Regions from separate parts of the Mus musculus genome. Here region 2 is linked to region 1. The links are chromatin loops, found by intact Hi-C in ENCODE. Cell type or tissue: heart. All regions are shown on one strand. Each heading gives the region's core, and the rest is flanking DNA. Links, peaks and the distances in the headings are about the cores only. Region 1 has its middle 19 kb from the start of Pdp2. Region 2 overlaps Cdh5 (cadherin 5).

Region 1 (9,932 bases), core at 910-8,909:
TAAGAGGCAAGTTTTCAAGGCTTAAAGTTTCTCTCTCTTCTCTCTCATCCTCTGCTCTCTTTCTCTCTCGCTCGCTCATTTGCTTGCAGCTTGAGGCTGCGCATGCTCTGCATTCTCCTGTGCACTCGACTTTTCTTGAACTCCCAGGTTCACACACATCTCTGTGCATTCCCCTTTTACTCTCACACACACTCTTCAATTCACACATCTCTCACACACACTCTCCATACACGCCTCTCATTCCCTCTTCACTCTCTCCACATTCTCTCTTCTTACGCTCTCTGCATTGGCTCTCTCATTCTCTCTCTTGCCTTTTACTTGCCCCAGTCTTTTATTGCTACTCCAAAAGCAGGTTAAAAAAAAAGACATTGTACAATCATTGCCAAATCAAATTCAAAAGAATAACCATGTTCCACAAAGAACTAAGAATTACAATTGTTCCCCAAAAGTTCAAGCTTCCCTATTCCCAGGCTTAAAGCCAAAGAAATAATAACTGCAAACTTACCATTATTTAAACTTTAACTTTTAACTTATTGTATTTCAGAGCCCAGAGCCCCAAGGCCAGCTACTTGCATTTTCCTGTGAAGCTCTAATGATAAATGACATGGGCAAAGCTGCTAGGCAGTGGCCAGAAGGAATCAAGATAACCCTTAACTCCAGTAGCTTTCTGCTTCTGCATATTGCACACAGTGATTCTCCTAAGAGTCCCAGTGTTTTGACTTAGTTTTACTACTATAAGATTTTACATATTCTATACTTGGTTATCCAGGAACCATTCTCAAATTTGTGTAAAACTTATTTCTTTTTTCTTTTTTTGATTTTTTGAGACAGGGTTTCTCTGTGTAGCCCTGGCTGTCCTGGAACTCACTCTGTAGACCAGGCTGGCCTCGAACTCAGAAATCTGCCTGCCTCTGCCTCCCAAGTGCTGGGATTAAAGGTGTGCGCCACCAGTAAAACTTATTTCATAACTTCAATAGTTTTTCCTTTCTTGGGGTTCCAATGTTGGCTCTATTTCATTTTCTAATAATTTCTTCAAACTTTCTTTGCAAGTCAAGCATTAATCTGGAACGACCACTGTACAGTTATTACACTGTTTCCAAGATGAGAACACGCAGCATGCACCTGGGCCATTAGGACTGTGCTGTGCTGTGCCCCATGTCTCAATTCTTAATTGTTTGAAAATCGTTACATCAGGGAACATCTAGTTTCACAGAATTCACCAGAGCAGAAGGAGAAAGTAATAAGAAAGTCAGAATTAATAGAATAATATGCACACCAAGGCCAACCAAAAAGTAGTCACGCACAAATGAAATCTATACAGCTGTTGTCCAGGGCTAAGGTTAGGAGAAATGGGAACAACTTCTTGCATGCGCCCGACTGGCCAGCAAGAACGACGCTGCAACAGGATCCTTCTGCACACGTTTATTGGGAGAGCTTGATTGCAGAGGCGAAGAGACCCCAAGCCCAGAACTGGTGCTGCTTATATAGGCCTAGGAGAGGCGTGTCTCACACCCGGATTGGTTGTGCTTGGGTTATGCTTGCCACCTCATTTGCATGCCTACATCTGATTGGTTAACTTCTCTCTCATCTGATTGGTTAACTTGTCTTTCATCTGATTGGTTAACTTGTCTCTCATCTGATTGGTTAATTCTCAAAACCTCATCTTGGTAAAAAAACTTTACTGCCTATGTATGCGTGGTGGCCAGCAGTAGCCAGCGCCACCCTGCAACGGCACATGTGGCTTCCCACAACAACTGTTTTTTTTTTTTTTTTACAAAGAGCTGCTGCGGGTTACTGAGATGTCTCCATCCCAGTCTGCTGCAGGCAGTTCCTCATTGTATGCTGTCCCCAGAACAAAGCCATTAAGGGCTTGATTCATTCATTTGGTCACCACACTCTAATTGTTGCTGGAAAAAAACATTATGAGCACACTCATAGGTGCATTCCACCCATCTCCTAGGCTTTTGTTAATCCAATCAAACTGGCTATCATAAGCAATCATCACTCCAGACCCAATGACACTGGCCTATAACCTATATACTTAGGGGATGGAGGCAGGAGGATCATGAGCTGGGGGCCAGCCTGGACTACATAGCCAGGCCAAGGTCAGCCTGGACAGTGAGACACATTAATAACAGTAACTAAAATCACAACAGGCACCTTACCAAACATAAAGTGCATGAGCTCATAGATGTCAGAGGCTTCACCACTAAGAAGGTATTCCTCTATGAAACATTCAGACTTCTGTGAGGTGGGATGGAATTCGTTTGCTGCAGGATTCCCCAGAGCCTGAACCAGGCCATTGTGTAACTGGGAATAGTAAGCAGAAATCCATCCAACTGCCGCTCCTTCCAAGGAGTGGGCCATGGCTCTTTATCTTAGAGCATTTTGTGGTATCAAGTCCAACAAGAGCAGAACTCAGAGGAAGCACAGAGGAGTTGTGCTCTTAAATCTTATCCAGTCCTGGCCCCCCCGCTTGGAGACAGAGCAGGCAGGAATGACCATAGAATCCAAGGTGTCCCAGGTCAGGACCTCTGCCCCTGCTGTTTGCTCTGTAGGAAATGTTCTTCCTTTCTAAATTTAGATCTCTTCCAAAGTCTTACAGGAAAGAGTCTTCCCTGATTTCCCAGAGGACAACAGCTGCACCCAGCCACTAGAGGGCTCAGATAGTAAAGGCTTTTACCTATAAGCCTGAGGAATTGAGTTCCACTTAGGTGGTGAAAGGAGAAAACTGCAAATCTTCTGACCTCTAGAGAGAGAGAGAGAGAGAGAGAGAGAGAGACGGGGGGAGAGAGATGGGGGGGAGAGAGAGAGAGAGAGAGAGAGAGAGAGAGAAGAAGAAGAAGAAGAAGAAGGAGGAGGAGGAGGAGGAGGAGGGCATGGTGGCCCATGCCTTTAATCCCAGCACTTGGGAGGCAGAGGCAGGTGGATTTCTGAGTTCGAGGCCAGCCTGGTCTACAGAATGAGTTCCAGGACAGCCAGGGCTATATAGAGAAACCCTGTCTCAAAAAACCAAACAAGAAGAAGAAGGGGTAGGAGGAGAAGGAGGAGGAGGAGAAGGAGGAGGACGAGGAGGAGGAGGAGGAGGACGAGGACGAGGACGAGGAGGAGGAGGAGGAGGAGGAGAAGGAGAAGAAGAAGAAGAAGAAGAAGAAGAAGAAGAAGAAGAAGAAGAAGAAGAAGAAGAAGAAGAAGAAGAAGGGGAGGGAGGGAAGGAAGGAGGGATGGATGAATGGAGGGAGGAAGGGGAAGGGAAGGATATGTATGAGAGACAGAGAGACAGACAGAGATAGACAGAAAGACAGAGAGACAGACAAAGATAGACAGACGGACACACACACACAAAGAGGAACTCAGAGACAGAATCAGACAGAGACAGAGTCCCCATCCCCAGGGCCAGGGGGCGCTCTCAGCCCCCTCCTGAGCCATTTCCTCGGTGCAAGCTTAGGGAAGTAGTCAGTGTTCCACCGTATCTCCCCACGGCAAGGTAGTCAACGAAATGAAACCGTAAAGAGTGTGTAAGTTCCTACAGTTTCATTCTCCAGAACTAAGCATTGTTAACTTCCTGCCCCATTAAACGTTTCTTAACAGATAAACAGGCTAGCACAATGAGGGAGGGAGGGGGAAAGCACAGACCATTATCAACGCGTCCTTTCTTCTTGGTCACAATCAGCCTTTTCTATTTCACGTTCTGTCTTGGCCAATTCCAGCCCCACGCTCTACCTACATCAAGATGCAGGGTGCAACTGCTCAGGCCAAGGCCGGGTTACTCCAGCCAGAGGAGGCTGGGACGTTGATACCCTGCACGTCCCCATCCTCATGCACATCCCAGGCTGCCAGCTGGTCCCTCGCAATGCCTGGAGCTGCCTACGGGCTTGCTCTAGCCAGGGCTTCCCTAGGAGAAGCAGAGAGGGAACTCTGGCACTCGCAATTTCCTGGAGAGTTACTGTTTCGTTAAATAGCACAAACGGATTGGGGTCGTTGCTTGATGACCTAGGAGCCACTGAAGGTTTTCCTTTCGATGAGCGAGCTTGAGGCGCCCCCTTCTGGCAGCCTCTGCTTATAGATATTGCAAGTGAAAGTGCCGCCAGAACCCATACTTCAACTACTCAGAAGGGCCTCTCCTGCTTCCTCTACCCACGCCAAATTCCCAAGGCCGTTCTTTCACTCGTCTCCAAACTCATTTTCAAGAAAGGATACGAGTCATTTGCAACTCGGAGTGCAAAATCCATCCAACTATGTCACTGCCAATTAGTTTTTTTTAGTTTTAGAGTATTAGTTTTTTTCTTTTCTTTTCTTTTTTTAATAGGACTGGAGAGATGTCTTGGCAGATAAGAGCACTTACTGCTCTTGGAGGGGACTTGGAGACAATCCTCAGCACCTTTGTGGTTGCTTACAACCATTTGTAACTCTAGTTCTGGGGGGAATCTGATGCTCTCTTCTGACCTCTGAGGGCACCAGGCACACATGTGGTACAAATACATACATGTGGGCAAACACTCATATACATAAAAGTAGGTAAAAGTTTTTACATTTTAAAAAAACATGTGGGGGCTGGTGAGATGGCTCAGCGGTTAAGAACACCGACTGCTCTTCCAAAGGTCCTGAGTTCAAATCCCAGCAACCACATGGTGGCTAACAGCCATCCGTAGTGAGATCTGATGCCATCTTCTGGAGTGTCTGAAGACAGTTACAGTGTACTTACATATAATAAATAAATAAATATTAAAAAAACCCATGTGCATGTATGTGTCGGGGGGGGCAGTCATGCACATGTACTGCAGAGTTACAGAAGAGGGCATTGGTCTTCTGGAGGCATACGAAAAGGGGTAAGCCCTTGTTTCTCTTATCCCCTCACCCTAACCTATACCCTGGCTTCCCCCCAGAAGACCAAATAGCAACTTGGTTGGTGTTTTAGTTGCTGTGAAGAGACACCACGGCCAAAGCAACTCTCATAAATGAAATTATTTAATTGGGGACTTGCTTACATTTTTCAGAGACTTAATCCCCATGATCACCATGGATGGCACAAAGACAGGCAGGGTACTGGAGCAGTAGCTGAGGGCTTTACCTCCTGATCCACAGGCAGCAGGCAGAGGAGAGAGAGAGAGAGAGAGAGAGAGAGAGAGAGAGAGAGAGAGAGAGAGAGAGAAGAAGAAGGAGAAGAAGAAGAAGAAGAAGAAGAAGAAGAAGAAGAAGAAGGAAGAAGAAGAAGAAGAAGAAGAAGAAGAAGAAGAAGAAGAAGAAGAAGGAAGAAGAAGAAGAAGAAGAAGAAGAAGAAGAAGAAGAAGAAGAAGGAAGAAGAAGAAGAAGAAGAAGAAGAAGAAGAAGAAGAAGAAGAAGAAGAAGGAAGAAGAAGAAGAAGAAGAAGAAGAAGAAGAAGAAGAAGAAGAAGAAAGAAGAAGAAGAAGAAGAAGAAGAAGAAGAAGAAGAAGAGGAGGAGGAGGAGGAGGAGGAGGAGGAGGAGGAGGAGGAGGGGAGGGGGAGGGGGAGGGGAGTGGGGAGGGGAGTGGGGAGGGAGAGATTAGATCTGAAATGGGATTTCGAAGCTTCAACACTCATCCCTACTGACAAACTTCCTCCAAGGTTACATCTACTCCAGTGAGGCTACATCTAATCTTTGCCAAACAATTCCATTAACTGGGGATCAAATATTCAGCCCATAACTGCCATTCTCATTCAAACTACTACAGTTGGTTTCCTAGGCAGAAAACGCTTCCCACTGGTTATGGCGTTGCCTCTGGGTAGTCTGGGCACACAGAAAGAAAGCTGAGGCAGGGAGAATCATGAGCTCAGAGTTAGCTTGGGCAATCCAGCAAGTTCAAGGACAACCTGAGCTACTTAGTGAGGTTGACAGTATGAGTGCCTTGGTTGTAAAAACAGAATTCTTGGGAGGGTACAGGTGGCTGTGCTCAAACTATTCTCAGTGAGCCCCAGAAAGGAAGTGTTGGGCTGAAACATCCTCTCCAGGAAAATGGTCTGTCTCAATTGAGCAGACAATACCAGGAAAGAGAGACTGCAGACTCCCAAGTGACTCTCTGAGACTGCATTTAACTTACTCATCCCAAGCCTCTATATAAACAGGACGGGGCATTGAACAAAAGTTATGTTATTTACCACAAGCCACTAACCTACTCCTCTAAATTTATCCTCTAGGTTAGATGCATCCTCTAGGCGTGAATCTAAGTCTGTGGCAACTGAGTTTTTCCAGCCACCATCTTTAACTGGTAGAACAGGAATAGCCAATCAGCTGTTGGAGAGAGATAAAGATGAGGAGGAGCGCTATAGAGAGGAGACCCAGCAGTCAAGACATCTGGTTGCTCTTGCAGAGGACTGGGGTTCAATTCCTAGCACCCACGTGGTGGCTCACAATGATCAGTATCTCCAGTTCCAGAGATCCAATGTCCTCTTCTGGCCTCTGAGGGCATCGGGCATGTAAGTGGTGCACAGATATACATGCAGGCAAAACCCATAGGCATAAAATATATGAAAATACATTTTGTTTAAAGATGAGGGAGGATGCATGTTAACCAGAATCCTGGAGCTCCCGCTGCCTGGCAACACAAATGCCAACAAGCCGCGATGAGAACGGAATCTTTAAATTGCGCTTTCTTCAGAGTCAGTGGTCAGAGAAAGCAGTGGGTTAGCACCCTAAAGACCCACCACTCCTCTTACCTTCAGCCAGCATGTGCTTTCTAGGCAGGGGACACAAAGGCAGTCAGGCCACAGCCTTGCCCCTCTGGTTAGGTGGTCAGTCACATTTCTGAGACCTGTGACGTCCATGTCTCTCGTTGTTATTCCTGTACTCTTCCTTCAGTCTTGAGACAAGTGAGCTCTTTAGCTAGTCTCTAGTGAACAACCCGTATTTCTCTGGGGCCATCTGGGCTACAGAGTTAACGCAGAACAAGCAAGCCACTGGCAGTGTCTATGCATTCAGCTTATTTTCCATGTGTACATGTAGGCTCCTTTCTATATGATGGAATACAAAAGTGGTCCCATAGTATGAATAAAAACCTACAGTTACCCATCCCCCATCCTCTATTGAAATCACACCAAAGAGTCAACTGCAGGGGGATCTCCATTGCTCCATCCAGCCTTCTGCTAGGTCTGATGAAAAAAAGTTTTCAGTGATCCCCACCCCCACCCCCCCACCCCCGCCATGCTGGCCTCTGTCTTTGTTCCAGCTCCACCTCTCCTCAAAATCCTCCTTGCAGTTTACAGACACCACTTCTTGCTCCTTCTCAGGTCCCCTCAGACTCTCCCTCCAGGCTGCAGGTTTAACATCAGGTAGAGATCTTCATGACACACCTTGCTCTTTCTGCTCAGCGTTCTAAGTGAGAGGGGACAGGCAGGTGACTCAGGGTAAAAGTGTTTCAAAACCAGAATATGCACAGCTGATCCCCAGGGCTCACAAAAACAAACAAACAAACAAACAAACAAACAAACAAACAAACAAACAAGCAAAACCAAAAAGCCAGTTGTGGTACAGGGACCTCCTAAAGAATGATGGGCCAGGCAGTGGTGGTACACGCCTTTAATTCCAGCACTTGGGAGGCAGAGGCAGGCAGATTTCTGAGTTCGAGACCAGCCTGGTCTACAGAGTGAGTTCCAGGACAGCCAGGGCTATATAGCAAAACCCTGTCTCGAAAAAACAAAAACAAAACCAAAACAACAACAACAAAAAGAATGATGGAAGGCAGAGTCAGAGAACCATCCCGAACCACACAGCACAGCACATCTGCCTCAGGATGGTGGAAGGCAAGGACAGACTCCTGAAAAGCTGTTCTCTGACATTTATACTCACCCCATGACGCATGCAGGCACACATAAACACCAAAGAAATAAATAGATAGTTTTAAAGATTTATTTGTTTATTTTATGTATGTGAGTACACTGTAGCTGTCTTCAGACACACCAGAAGAGGGCATCAGATCCCATTACAGATGGTTGTGGGTCACCACGTGGTTGCTGGGAATTGAACTCAGGACCTCTGGTAGAGCAGTCAGTGCTCTTAACCACTGAGTCATCTCTTCAGCCCTATAATTTTTTTTGTTTGGTTTTGGTTTTGTTTTGTTTTTTGAGACAGGGTTTCTCTGTATAGCCCCGGCTGTCCTGGAACTCATTCTGTAGACCAGGCTGGCCTCAAACTCAGAAATCCACCTGCCTCTGCCTCCCAAGTGCTGGGATTAAAGGCGCGCACCACCACTGCCTGGCTAGCCCTATAATTTTTATTTTATTTAAAAAATATGCATTATTGGGCTGGAGAAATGGCTCAGCAGTTAAGAGCACTGGCTGCTTCTCTAAAGGACCCAGGTTTAATTCCCAGCACCCACATGGCAGCTCATATCTGTCTGTAACTCCAGTTCCAGGTGACCCATGACACCAGGTCTGCATGTGGTGCACAGGTATATGTGTGCAATCAAAATATCCATACTCAGAAAACAAAATAAATAAAAATGATATCTTATTAGTAGTTTATGTGTATGAGTATTTTGCTTGCATGTATGTGCATGTATCATGTGCATGCCTAGAGCTTGCAGAAGGAGTCAGATCTCCTGACACCAGCATTGCAGACAGTGATCAGCTGCCCTGTAGGTGCTAGGAATTGGGGTCCTCTGGAAGACTAGCCAGTGCTCTTAACTGCAGAACCCTAAAAAAACTACAGCCCCTAAATTAAAAAAAAATAAATTCTAGGAATGGTTAAAAACATAATTATAAAACTACAGAATTAGGTACGTGCTAAAAGTTCTCAGGAATAAAGCAACCGAAGTACACTGCAACCCTCTAGTGCAGAAACAGCTTTACAGTGTTCGGATGAGCTAGCAAAACAGAAAGCCTAAGGGGGCTGGGTAGCAAGGATGCCACTGCAAAGCTAAATTCCTCCGCTAATTGTCAAAGAATAAAGACACCCAGGGCTTTTGCCAAGTCTCATGTCTCTCCCCGATGCTGCTATTTTAGCAGAAACAAACTGCTACTATCTCAGGCCCTCCTAGTACAAGAGTGACTTCAAATATTGTTTTCCTGACAAGTAAATTGTGACTGCATAGATAAGGAAACAGAGTACTTTGCTGGAATTATCCAAGAGACGCATGTCCCTACTGAGTTGACTGTGCTACGTCTTGTTGATTTGTTTTTGAAGCAGCATCTTGAACTGGCCTTCGACTCATTATGTTGATATCTCTCAACAACAAAGGTCTCAATTCCCCAACAAAAAGGCATAGACTAACCGAATTGATGTAAAAAAAACAGGATCTATTCTTCTTCTGCATCCAAGAGATATACCTCAACATCAAGGATAGACTCACTTCAGGGTAAAAGGATGGAAAAGGATATTCCAAACAAATGGACCTAAGAAGCAAGCTGGTGTAGCCATTTTAATATCTGACAAAATAGACTTCAAAGCAAAACAAATCAAGAGATAGAGAAGAACACTATATGTTCATCAAAAGAAAAATCCACCAAAAGGACATTGCCCCAAACACAAAGGCACACAGTTTCATTAAACAACAACAACAACAAAAACAAATTTAAAAAACCCCACTACTACAGCTGAAATTGCATATTGACCTTCACATACTAGGAATGGGAGACTTCAATATTCAATTCTCAACAATAGACAGGTCATCCAGACAAAAACTAGACAGAGAAATGCTGGAGCTAACAGATCTAATAATCCAAGTGAACCAAACAGATACAGAACATTTCACAGAAACACAAAATAACTTATCTTCTCAGCGCCTCACAGAATTTTCTCCAAAACTGACCACATAGTTAGACACAAAGCAAGCCTCAACAGATATAAGAAAATGGAAACACCCCACATCCCTCTCAGACCACCATGGAGTAAAGCTGGGTCTTTTTTTTTTTTTTTTTTTTTTTTTTTTTTTTTTTTTTTTTGGTTTTTTGAGACAGGGTTTCTCTGTATAGCCCTG
Region 2 (9,932 bases), core at 1,294-9,293, 420 kb before region 1:
AAAACTGAGACTTGGGGAGGCCATGCTCACTCTTTGTATTTAACAGATTAGTAACTACTCAGGGTTAGAAACACAGAGGAAATGGCTTGAGCTTCATTGAGGGAGCTCTCTGCCACAGTGAACTGTGAGGATCAGGGGACCTTCCCACACCCATTCCCACCCAGTCGCCAGGAGGGTCAGTATTGTGACACTGACTTATATTTTGGGCCAAATCAAATCAGTTCGCCCAATTATAGTAGTGGCCCTGGGAGTCTGGGCTGGTCCCATGAACCTGTCTGACCCACATCTGTTGCTCTGACTTGCAGTGATTACCTTGCTGATCATCCTGCGGAGGCGGATCCGGAAGCAGGCGCATGCTCATAGCAAGAGTGCGCTGGAGATTCACGAGCAGTTGGTCACTTACGATGAGGAGGGCGGTGGTGAGATGGACACCACCAGCTATGATGTGTCAGTGCTTAATTCTGTGCGCGGTGGCTCCACTAAGCCCCTGCGCTCCACGATGGACGCCCGGCCGGCAGTGTACACGCAGGTGCAGAAGCCGCCGCGCCTGGCGCCTGGACTGCACGGAGGGCCCAGGGAGATGGCCACCATGATCGACGTGAAGAAAGAAGAGGCAGACAATGACGGCGGTGGCCCCCCATACGACACACTGCACATCTACGGCTACGAGGGCGCAGAGTCCATCGCAGAGTCCCTCAGTTCCCTGAGCACCAATTCCTCCGACTCTGACATCGATTATGACTTCCTCAACGACTGGGGACCCAGGTTCAAGATGCTGGCTGAGCTGTACGGCTCAGATCCCCAGGAGGAACTCATCATCTAGGGTTCTGGTCTTTGGGCCTGGGGACCCAACCTCATTGCAACCTGGATCAGACACCGGACACTGTCTTCCCTGATTTCCAAGGAGTGACACCAGACTCTTCAACCCAGCGCCCCTTCCATCCCCAAGGTAGCAAATTCCAGGCCCCTTAAATATCCAGGAACAGAGACATATCTTATTGATGGCCACTCCAAAAACTGGAAGAGTGAGAGTAGTATTCTGTCTGGGCTCCTCCCACCCCCACCCCCACCCCGCACCCCTCCCTCCTCATATACACACATACACACTCCTGATCTATTCGAGACCTCCAGTCCCTTCAACGCTACCAAGCAAACTGACTATGCTGAACTTTTAGTCTTCCCCAAGGGTCCCTGAGCCCCTGGTAAGGATCAAGTCCAATCTAAAGGGAGGCTGTAACTCATCCATCATGCCTGCCCTCAGGAGACCCAGCACTGCTGAGCCTCCCTCACACCTACCCAGTGCCCAGCCCCTACCCAGGCCTGTCCAGGGAGGAAGGAGACTGTCCGCAGCTCCTGACCTTGGGTCCTGAGGTGATCCGGCAGGCCTGAGCCCCATGCACTGCTTTGATGAGCAATGACTCATTCCGTCAACTTCAGGAAAATGGCTTGTCGAATTTGAAGCAACTGTGAATTCACCCAGGGAGGACTGTGGAGACCATAGGTGACAGGTCATAGGTGACAGGTCATAGAGCAAGGATAGCCTCTAACCCACTCACCAGAAAGATCCCAGAAGAGCTAAGAGGACCCTCTGCTACTCAGCCCTGCTCTGGTTGCCTGCAGGAGGCAGCCGCCTCGCCTGGTCACTCACTCTTCCTTTTCTCTTGCTGTCCACTTATATCTCTTGGGGGCGCCCAAGACACAGCCTCTGCAAGCCTGGCTGAACCGTAACTGCACCACAGAGCCACCACGCCACTCGCCTTTTGCCTAGTTGCCACATCTCAGGGAATGAACCTCACCCCCAGGGCACACCTTGCAGAATGCAAGACCCCTGCCCTTTCCAGGGGCAGTGTGGCCTCTCTGCATCTCTCCCTTGGAGAGAGTTGAGTAACTTTCCACTGAGTGACAGCTGGAGGAAGGGGCATACAGACACAAAGAGGCCCAAGCGAGGCGGAAATGTGCCTTCAACTCACCCTCCTTGTGGAATCCTCCCCCAACAAGGCCTTTCTGCAGGGGACTATCGATAGCTCTGACATTTGTCTAATCAATAATTAGTTTCTCTTATTTTTTTTTTTTTACTAATGATACTTATTATAAGACTCTAGTTCTCACAGACATAGAATAAGGTTTGCTGTGTGATAAGCAGTTTGCTATTTAGGTTAACAATTTTTTTTTAATTCGGGTTTCTTAGTTAGAGGAACAATTCCTGTAAGTTTTTATTTCCTTTCTGTAGTCATTGCTGTAAGGATAATGACTATCTATTAGTCACCCTGGTGCATGAGATGTACTGTACCTTTTTTTATATCTAAATAAAGACATCTTGAAATTCTTCCTTTTCTAGAGCTGAAAGAGCTCATATGAAACACACACACATGTATGCACGCAAATGCACACAGAGACATGCATACACGTATACAACTGCTACCACCCTCACCAGAGGAACTCAGAGGGCAAAGGAAATTGTGAGTCACCACGAAAGTAGGCTATGGGGCTAGACAGATGGCTCGTTGGTTAAGCGTGTATACCGCTCTTACAGAAGACCCAAGGTCACTTCCCAGGATCCACATTAGACAGCTTACCTGGAACTCCATCTCCAAGGCATCCGATGCCCTCTTCTGGCCTTGGAGAGCACCTCCACTCAAGTGTGCTTGTGCACACATAACCGAAAGGTCTATTCTTTCACAAAGAAAACTACTAGTGACAGAAAATGGGAGAGATCCAATTCAGCCTTCTATGCACTCAGCCTCCCCACCCCCACAATGCTCTATGCCTTACCCCCATATTTTCAGTATACGCAGCAGTCGGGGCTGCTGTTTGGGAAGGGCAGCTGCCTTTTGTAATGAGCAAAGAAGCAGCTCTTTTCCTGGACAAATAGGCACACAGCCAGCCCTGCACACACGGCGGCATCTCAATGCCAAAAAATATGCTTGCAGTTTTTAAATCCCTCCACAGAAAAGCTTTCTCCTCCATTTGCCCTTTCTGAAGGTTTGGTCAGCTCTTCCCTAGCTCGAGTTTCTCTGAATCAAGTTAAATGAACAAGGCCTTGCAAGAGAAGTTGTCTGTATAACCCACCAGAGAGCTCAGCAAGTCCCCTGGGAACAGGTTGTGGAGACTCACAGCTTCTGGGGTACTCTTTCCATGGTTGCTGCCATTCTCCCCAACGGTGATGCTCTTGGAAGCAGGGCTCCAAGATGCAGAAAACAGGAGATAGAACTATGACCAAGTTACAATGCCACAACGTTCATCATCCCTAGTGAAATTTGCCCTTTTAATCTATTTTACTTAACTAGATAAACCCCTGGTAATTGTGAGGTTGGCTTTTTTTAAAATTTATTTATTCACTTTACAACCCAATATCAGCTCACTTCTCTTCCCAGTACCCCCATTCTACCTTCCCCTTTTCTTTTGAGAAGGGGAAGCCTCTGGGTGTTGCTCCCCACTAACACACCATCCCTAACCCCCAACCCCAGCACATCAAGTCGTTGTGGGATTAGGTGGATCCTCTTCCACAGAGGCCAGACACGGTGGTCCATTTAGGGGCCTAGGATCCACGGGGCAGACAGGCAGGCAGGCAGGCAGGTAGGCAAGCAGGCAACAGGCTCAGGGACAGCCCCTGCCCCAGTTGTTGGGGGACCCTAATGAAGGTGAAGTTGGCATTTATTTCCAGAGTTGCCAGTAGGGGAAATAGTCTACATTTTGCTATTTCTGTGGATGTCACCTCCTCCAGCCCAGTGTTCCTAACTGTCTGGATGAGACCTCTGCTCTAAATCTGTCTTCCATAAGATCTTTCCCTACCATCTTTTCCAAGGAGTACTCTGCCTCAAATCCTCTGAGAGCTCCCCAGTGCCCTCTAGATGAAGTCCTGACTCTTCACTAGGGTCTGACGTCTTTAGCCATTCAGGCCACCTCTGCTTGGGTCCTAGTCACCCTGAGTCACAGGTGTCCCTCATGAAGGCTGTGGGCCCACTTTGAGGCCCGGAGCTTTTACTGAACGCCACAGTAGGGTAAAAACCCAATGCTTTCTGGAATCTGACTGCCTACTCCAGCGGCCCTGGGCTCCCAGGCTCAGAACAGAGGAGGAAGATCTCCGGCCTGCTACTCTCCAGGACCAAATCACGATGACCCCGTGACCTTCACTTCACAGAAGATCAAGGTAAAACCTAGAGCACGGTGCAACGGGGTCAGAGCCATACAATTAAGGGGCACAGTTGGGGCTAGAGCCTGGTTCCGGGTTCCCAGAAAGATATGTGTGGGCAAGAGACTTCTTTCCTACCTAGCAGCACCTCCACACTCCGGCCATTGGGAAATCAGAAAACTCCCACTAGGGGGCGCGCTGCATTTACAAATGCTCGGTCCTAACCACTATCCCACTTTCTGGCACCCTAAAGCAGATAGATGGCAGGCCCTGGGAATTCTTTGCTTTGGCAGAGACAGTTGTATTTAAAAGAATGAACTCCGGGCCTAGCAGAACAACCTCCATAGGTTCTTGTTTGGAAAGGCAGGGACCCACTCCCACACGCTGCCTAGAGCTAGAGTTCCTGCAGCTTCCAGCACCCCAATGTCCTTGAGTTTGAGTATCACAGGCACGCCATAACCCTTCTCTATCCTGTCACCTCTCTCCCACCCTAGAATAACATAGGTCAGTGTGCCCCATCACCCAACACACACACACACTCCAAATGAGTCTGGGGTGTTCCACTGGGGCCAGAACCAGTAAGTGTTTACATGCCCCGGTTCTATGGCCTCTCAGATCAAAATTCCTTACGGTCTTGCTGTCCTGTAGGTGACGCATGAAGCCTTTGACTCTCACAAGCAAAGTCCCAAGCCATCCAGAAACTCTTCCTGAGAGTCAGCCCAAGAGGGAAGCACTGGGTGTATCTCCGTACCTTCATGTTAAGTGCAGCGCCGCTTACACAGCAAAACTAGAATCACAGTCAATGCCCAACACTAAGAGCTTGGTTGTGTAGACTGCCAGATCCTTAGAGCAAAAGCTGGAGAAATGGCTCTGCAGTTAAAAATAGTTGTTGCTCTTGTAAAAAACCTGGGTCTGGTTCCCAGCACCACAGGTCAGCTCACCACTGTAACTCCAGTTCCGGGAGACCTGCCGTCTTCTCTCCGTGGGCATCGGACACGGACACACACATGTTGTAATTCATACATGAGAGACAAACATTCGTGCACATAAGATAAAATAATTAAGTCTTTAACAAAACAAACGGCCCAGAGGTCACAACCCACGCATGAGGTGAGCTTAAATCAAACTCCAAGTTAAACACACTACACTCTGGTCCCTGTGTTTTCCTGGTAAACACCCACCCCCAGGGTATGAAATTCTGAGTCATTCCCAAGTTTTCTATTATTGACATACATTCTTAGACCCAGAGAAATGTTTCTCGTGTTCATTTGTAAAGTAGCTGCAAAATGGTGAATGGCTCAGTTTTTCTCCATTGTTTTTAAACATTGAAAGACTATTTTAAAGCAATTTTTCTGCGTGTGACATTAGGTTAGATTGGAAGCTATGCAGAGCAAGGGGGTTTGTTTTTGAATGAGGCTCTACACAGGATCTGAGACTTCACAAAGAAAATTCCCATCCCTCTGAATAGTGTAGCCTATGGGTATGTAGCTCCGGAACGCACCTGGGGTACAGCCTGCCACAGGTCAAGTCATCTGTAGCTAGAGAGGCACAGTCCGTTCTCTGGGCCAAACAGGTGTGTGAGGTGTGTGAGGTGTGTGTGGTGTGTGTGGTGTGTGTGAAATGTGTAAGGTGTGTATGTGGTGTGTGCGAGGTGTGTGGTATTGTGCTGTGTGAGGTGTGTGAGGTGTGTGTGGTGTGTGTGAGATGTGTGTGAGATGTGTGTGGTGTGTGTGAAGTGTGTGTTATTGTGGTGTGTGAGGTGTGTGTGGTGTGTGTGAGGTGTGTGTGTGGTATGTGTGTTGTGTGAGGTGTGAGGTGTGTGTAGTGTGTGTGGTGTGTGAGGTATGTGAGGTGTGTGTGTGTGCGGTGTGTGAGGTGTGTGAGTGGTGTGTGAGGTGTGTGAGATATATGTGGTATGTGTGAGATGTGTGAGGTGTATGTGGTATGTGTGGTATATGAGGTGTGTGTGGTGTGTGTGCTGTGTGTGCTGTGGGAGGTGTGTGGTGTGTGCAGTGTGTGCAGTGTGTGCAGTGCATGCAGTGTGTGAGGTGTGTGAGGTGACAAACTTCCTAGTTTGACAGGAATTTCCTCATTTTAGCTCCAAGAGCCTGTGTCTGGGAAATGCCTGGGCCCCAGGCCAGGTGAGCTGAGAGATCTGGACATGTCAGAAGTCAGCAGCTCCAAGTCTCACACAGCAGCAGAGTCCAATCTCTCTACACCAGGTTCTTTGTCTGTAAATAAGACACCTGTTAGTCATAAATTCGGACTTTTCATGATGGCCCTGACTTCTTAGCTGTCTTGTGACTGATTTTTTTTTCTCTTTTTTTCTTTTTCTTTTTCTTTTTCTTTCTCTTTCTCTTTCTCTTTCCCCTTCCTTCCTTCCTTCCTTCCTTCCTCCCTCCCTCCCTCCCTCCCTCCCTCCCTCCCTCCCTTCTTTCTTTCTTTCTCTCTTCCTTTTTTAGTTTAACATTTTCTCTGACCAAGGCATCCATTTCTTCTGCCTTGTCTTTAGCACCTGAGATTCTCCACTCTGTGTCTTCCAGGCTGATAAGGTTTACCTCTGTGTAGTAATAACTTTTATTCACTTGATGTAATTGTCATCTCCGAGGCTTACTACCTCAATCTGCTAACCTAGGCCTAGTCCTGGAAGCTTCTAGCCTCCATACAATCTTATCTAGGCCCAGAACATTTTCAGCCTCTGAGACTAATACTGAATAAGCTCACCATTTCTAGTTCTTCTGAGCTGTAACTGGCTCAACTCAGCTGTTCTGGATCAAACGCCTTTCTGCACTAACTGATTCAATTTCTCTCTCTCTCTCTCTCTCTCTCTCTCTCTCTCTCTCTCTCTCTCTCCCTCTCTCCTTCCCTCCATCTCTCTTTCCCTCCATCTCTCTTTCCTTCCCTCTCCTGAATTGCTCTGCTTGGCCTTAAACTAACTCTGACAATATGTTCTAATCTGGTTCCTTCTCATTGTCTGTCTTCATGTGTGTCTAGCTCTTCAACCCAGCTCTGTTAAAATCTCTGGATAAAACTGCCTCCTTCTTCCTCTCTCCCCCCCCCCCCCCCGCAACACCCCTCTGTGGTGCTCTCTCTTAAGTAGCTTTTTTTCCTCTCTCTTCTCATGAAATTTGGACATATTCTGTTCTGACAAACCTTTCTCTGATCTGTCACTCTGATCTGTCTGCCGTTCAATTAGACATCATTTTCAAACATGGGTGCTTCCTTCTACGAACTAATTTTGGGATGAAAGGTGTATACTAAGGGCATGTCCATATTCCAGCCAGAGAGATTAAAGGTGTGTTTTAAGGGTGAGCCACACCACAACTAGTAAATAACACAATCCTGGGGTTCACAGTGTGATCAAATATTCTGCAACACCTCTGAGGTTTTAACTTGTAAGCTGAGTCCCCACATTTTAATCTCCCTCTTCACTGCCTTCCAAGTGCCTACTTCAATGGCCCATTAAGCCCTGCTTAGAATGTCCAACTGTTTTTGTAGTCTCAAAGTCTCCCATATTCCTCCAACAAACTTTGGGAGCAGGTCTGTCACAGCAAATAGTCCAGTCCCTGGTACCAATGTCACTACCTTAGTCACTGTTCTATTGCTATGAAGAAACACTATGACCAAGGCAACTCTTTATAAAAGAAAGCATTTAATTGGGGTTTGTTTACAGTTTCAAAAGCCAGTTAAAAATATAAAGAGATCCATAGCCCCTAGTGAAATAGAAACAGTAATTAAACGTCTCCCAACCAAAAACATCCCAGGCCCATGGCTTCAGCACAGAATTCTATTAGGTCTTCACAGAAGAGTTAACACCAATACACCCAAATTATTGCACAAAATAGAAATAGAAGAAACATTGTCTAATACTTTTTAACAAGGCCGCAATTACCCTGATGCCTAAACCACATAAATATTCAACAAAGAAAGAAAATTATAAACAAATTCCCCCATTTGAACACTGATGCAAAAATCTCAATCAGATACTTGCAAGCTGAATCCAAGAACACACCAAAAAAAGATCATCCACTAGGATGAAGTAGGCTTCATCCAGGATGGCTTAACATGAAAATCTATAAATTTAATCACCATATAAACATTTATAAGCATATAAACCACCATATAGGCCGGGTGAATGACAAAAATCACACGATCAACTCATTAGACACACACAAAAAAAAGCCTTTCAAAAATCCAATCCCCTTTCATGATAGAAATCGGGAGAGACTAGGAATACAAGGGATACCTCCATATAAGCTGTAAGGAGGGAAACACCCAGTAACATAGAGAGACAGACCTATTAGAATTACACCTGACTTCTGTGCTGCAGACCCTGAGAGACCGCAGATGCCAGTCCAGACTTTGAATCACCATAGATGAAGAAAACAAAACATTCAATAATACAACTAAATTTAAGTTATATCTATCTATAAATCCATCTCTATAGAAGGTGCTAAAAGGTAAACTCCAACCTAAAGAGGTTTACTACATCTGAGAAAACACAGGGAAAAAATAATCCCAGGCCAGCAAAGTCAAAAAAGAGGATTGGAGGGAAATACACACACACACACACACACACACACACACACACACTACCACCACCACCACCACCACCACCACCACCACCAACAACAACAACAACAACAACAACAGCTGTGAAATAACAGGAATCAACAATCATTGGTCATTGATATCTCTCAACATCAAAGGTCTCACTTCCCCCAATAAAAGACACAGGCAAACAAAATGATTAGAAAAAGAGGATCCATCCTTCTACTGCATCCAAGAAACATACCTTAATATCAATGATAAATACCACTGTGTAAAGAGTTATAAAAAGATATTCCAAGAAAATGGACCTAAGAAACAAGCTGCGGTAGCCATTCATCTTATAAATAAGCTAATATCTGACAAATAAACTTTAAACCAAAACTAGTCAGAAGAGACAGAGAAGGACACAACAAACTCATCCAGAGAAAAACCCACCAAGAGAACATTTCAATTCTTAGCATCTATGTCCCAAACAAAAGGAACACTTTTTAAAAGAAACACTACTACAGCTTAAATCATATATTGATTCTCACACATTGATAGTGGAAGACTTCAATGCCCTACCCTTGCTAATAGACAAGTAATCAAGACTAAAACTAAACAGAGAAATGTTGTATCTAACTGATGGGCCTAACAGATATTTACAGAATATTTTACCCAAACACAAAAGAATACAACCACACAGCACCTCAGAGAACTTTCTCCAAAACTGACCATATACTCAGACACAAAGCAAGTCTCAACCGATAACAAGAAAATCAATATAATACCCTGAATCCTGTCTGACCACCACAGATTAAAGCTGGATGTCAACAACAATAAAAACAACAGAAAGTTTACAAACTCGTGGAAACTGAACAACTCTACTGGATGAAAACTGAGTCAAGATAGAAAAAAAAAAAGAAATTTTTGCTGAAAAAAAAGATTTTCTAGTATTGAATGAAAATAAATAAGCAATATACTGAAGCTTATGGGGCACAATGAAGGCAGTTCTAGGAAGAACACTCATAGCACTAAGTGCTTACATTTAAAAAAAATGGAGAGATCTCATACTAGCAACTTAACAGCACACCTGAAAACTCTAGAACAAAAGGGAGGGAACTCATACCCAAAAGGAATAGATGGCAAGAAACATTCACACTCAAGGCTGAAAATCAATAAAATAGAGACAAAAACAATACAAAGAAGCAATGAAACAAAGAGTTGGTTCTCTGAAAAATATCAGCCAGACTGACAAGTCCTTATCCAT

The links. A loop is a pair of places that touch in the nucleus more often than their neighbours do. Peaks named below come from ENCODE experiments on the same cell type or tissue, not always from the same donor. Only the 100,000 strongest peaks of a DNase experiment are listed, where the experiment ranks them.
Region 2: it touches region 1 in a loop (5-fold over the local background); 4 of 42 quality-filtered maps call a loop at or near these places.

The regions. Positions count from the first base shown.
Region 1 is chr8:104,567,190-104,577,121 of GRCm38, forward strand. No RefSeq gene overlaps it. Among named protein-coding and RNA genes, the nearest start is that of Pdp2, 19 kb to the right of the region's middle. In heart, for the core only: CTCF peaks have their summits at 2,638 (motif pointing right), 3,382 and 4,059 (motif pointing left); DNase peaks (open chromatin) are centred at 2,512 and 3,932; H3K4me3 peaks cover 969 bases; H3K27ac peaks cover 367 bases.
Region 2 is chr8:104,142,176-104,152,107 of GRCm38, forward strand. It overlaps Cdh5 (cadherin 5), which reads left to right. Exons shown (of 12, transcript NM_009868.4): 12 at 306-2,327. The coding sequence ends at 823. Among named protein-coding and RNA genes, the nearest start is that of Bean1, 23 kb to the right of the region's middle. In heart, for the core only: CTCF peaks have their summits at 2,618 (motif pointing left) and 4,313 (motif pointing right); DNase peaks (open chromatin) are centred at 4,006 and 4,326.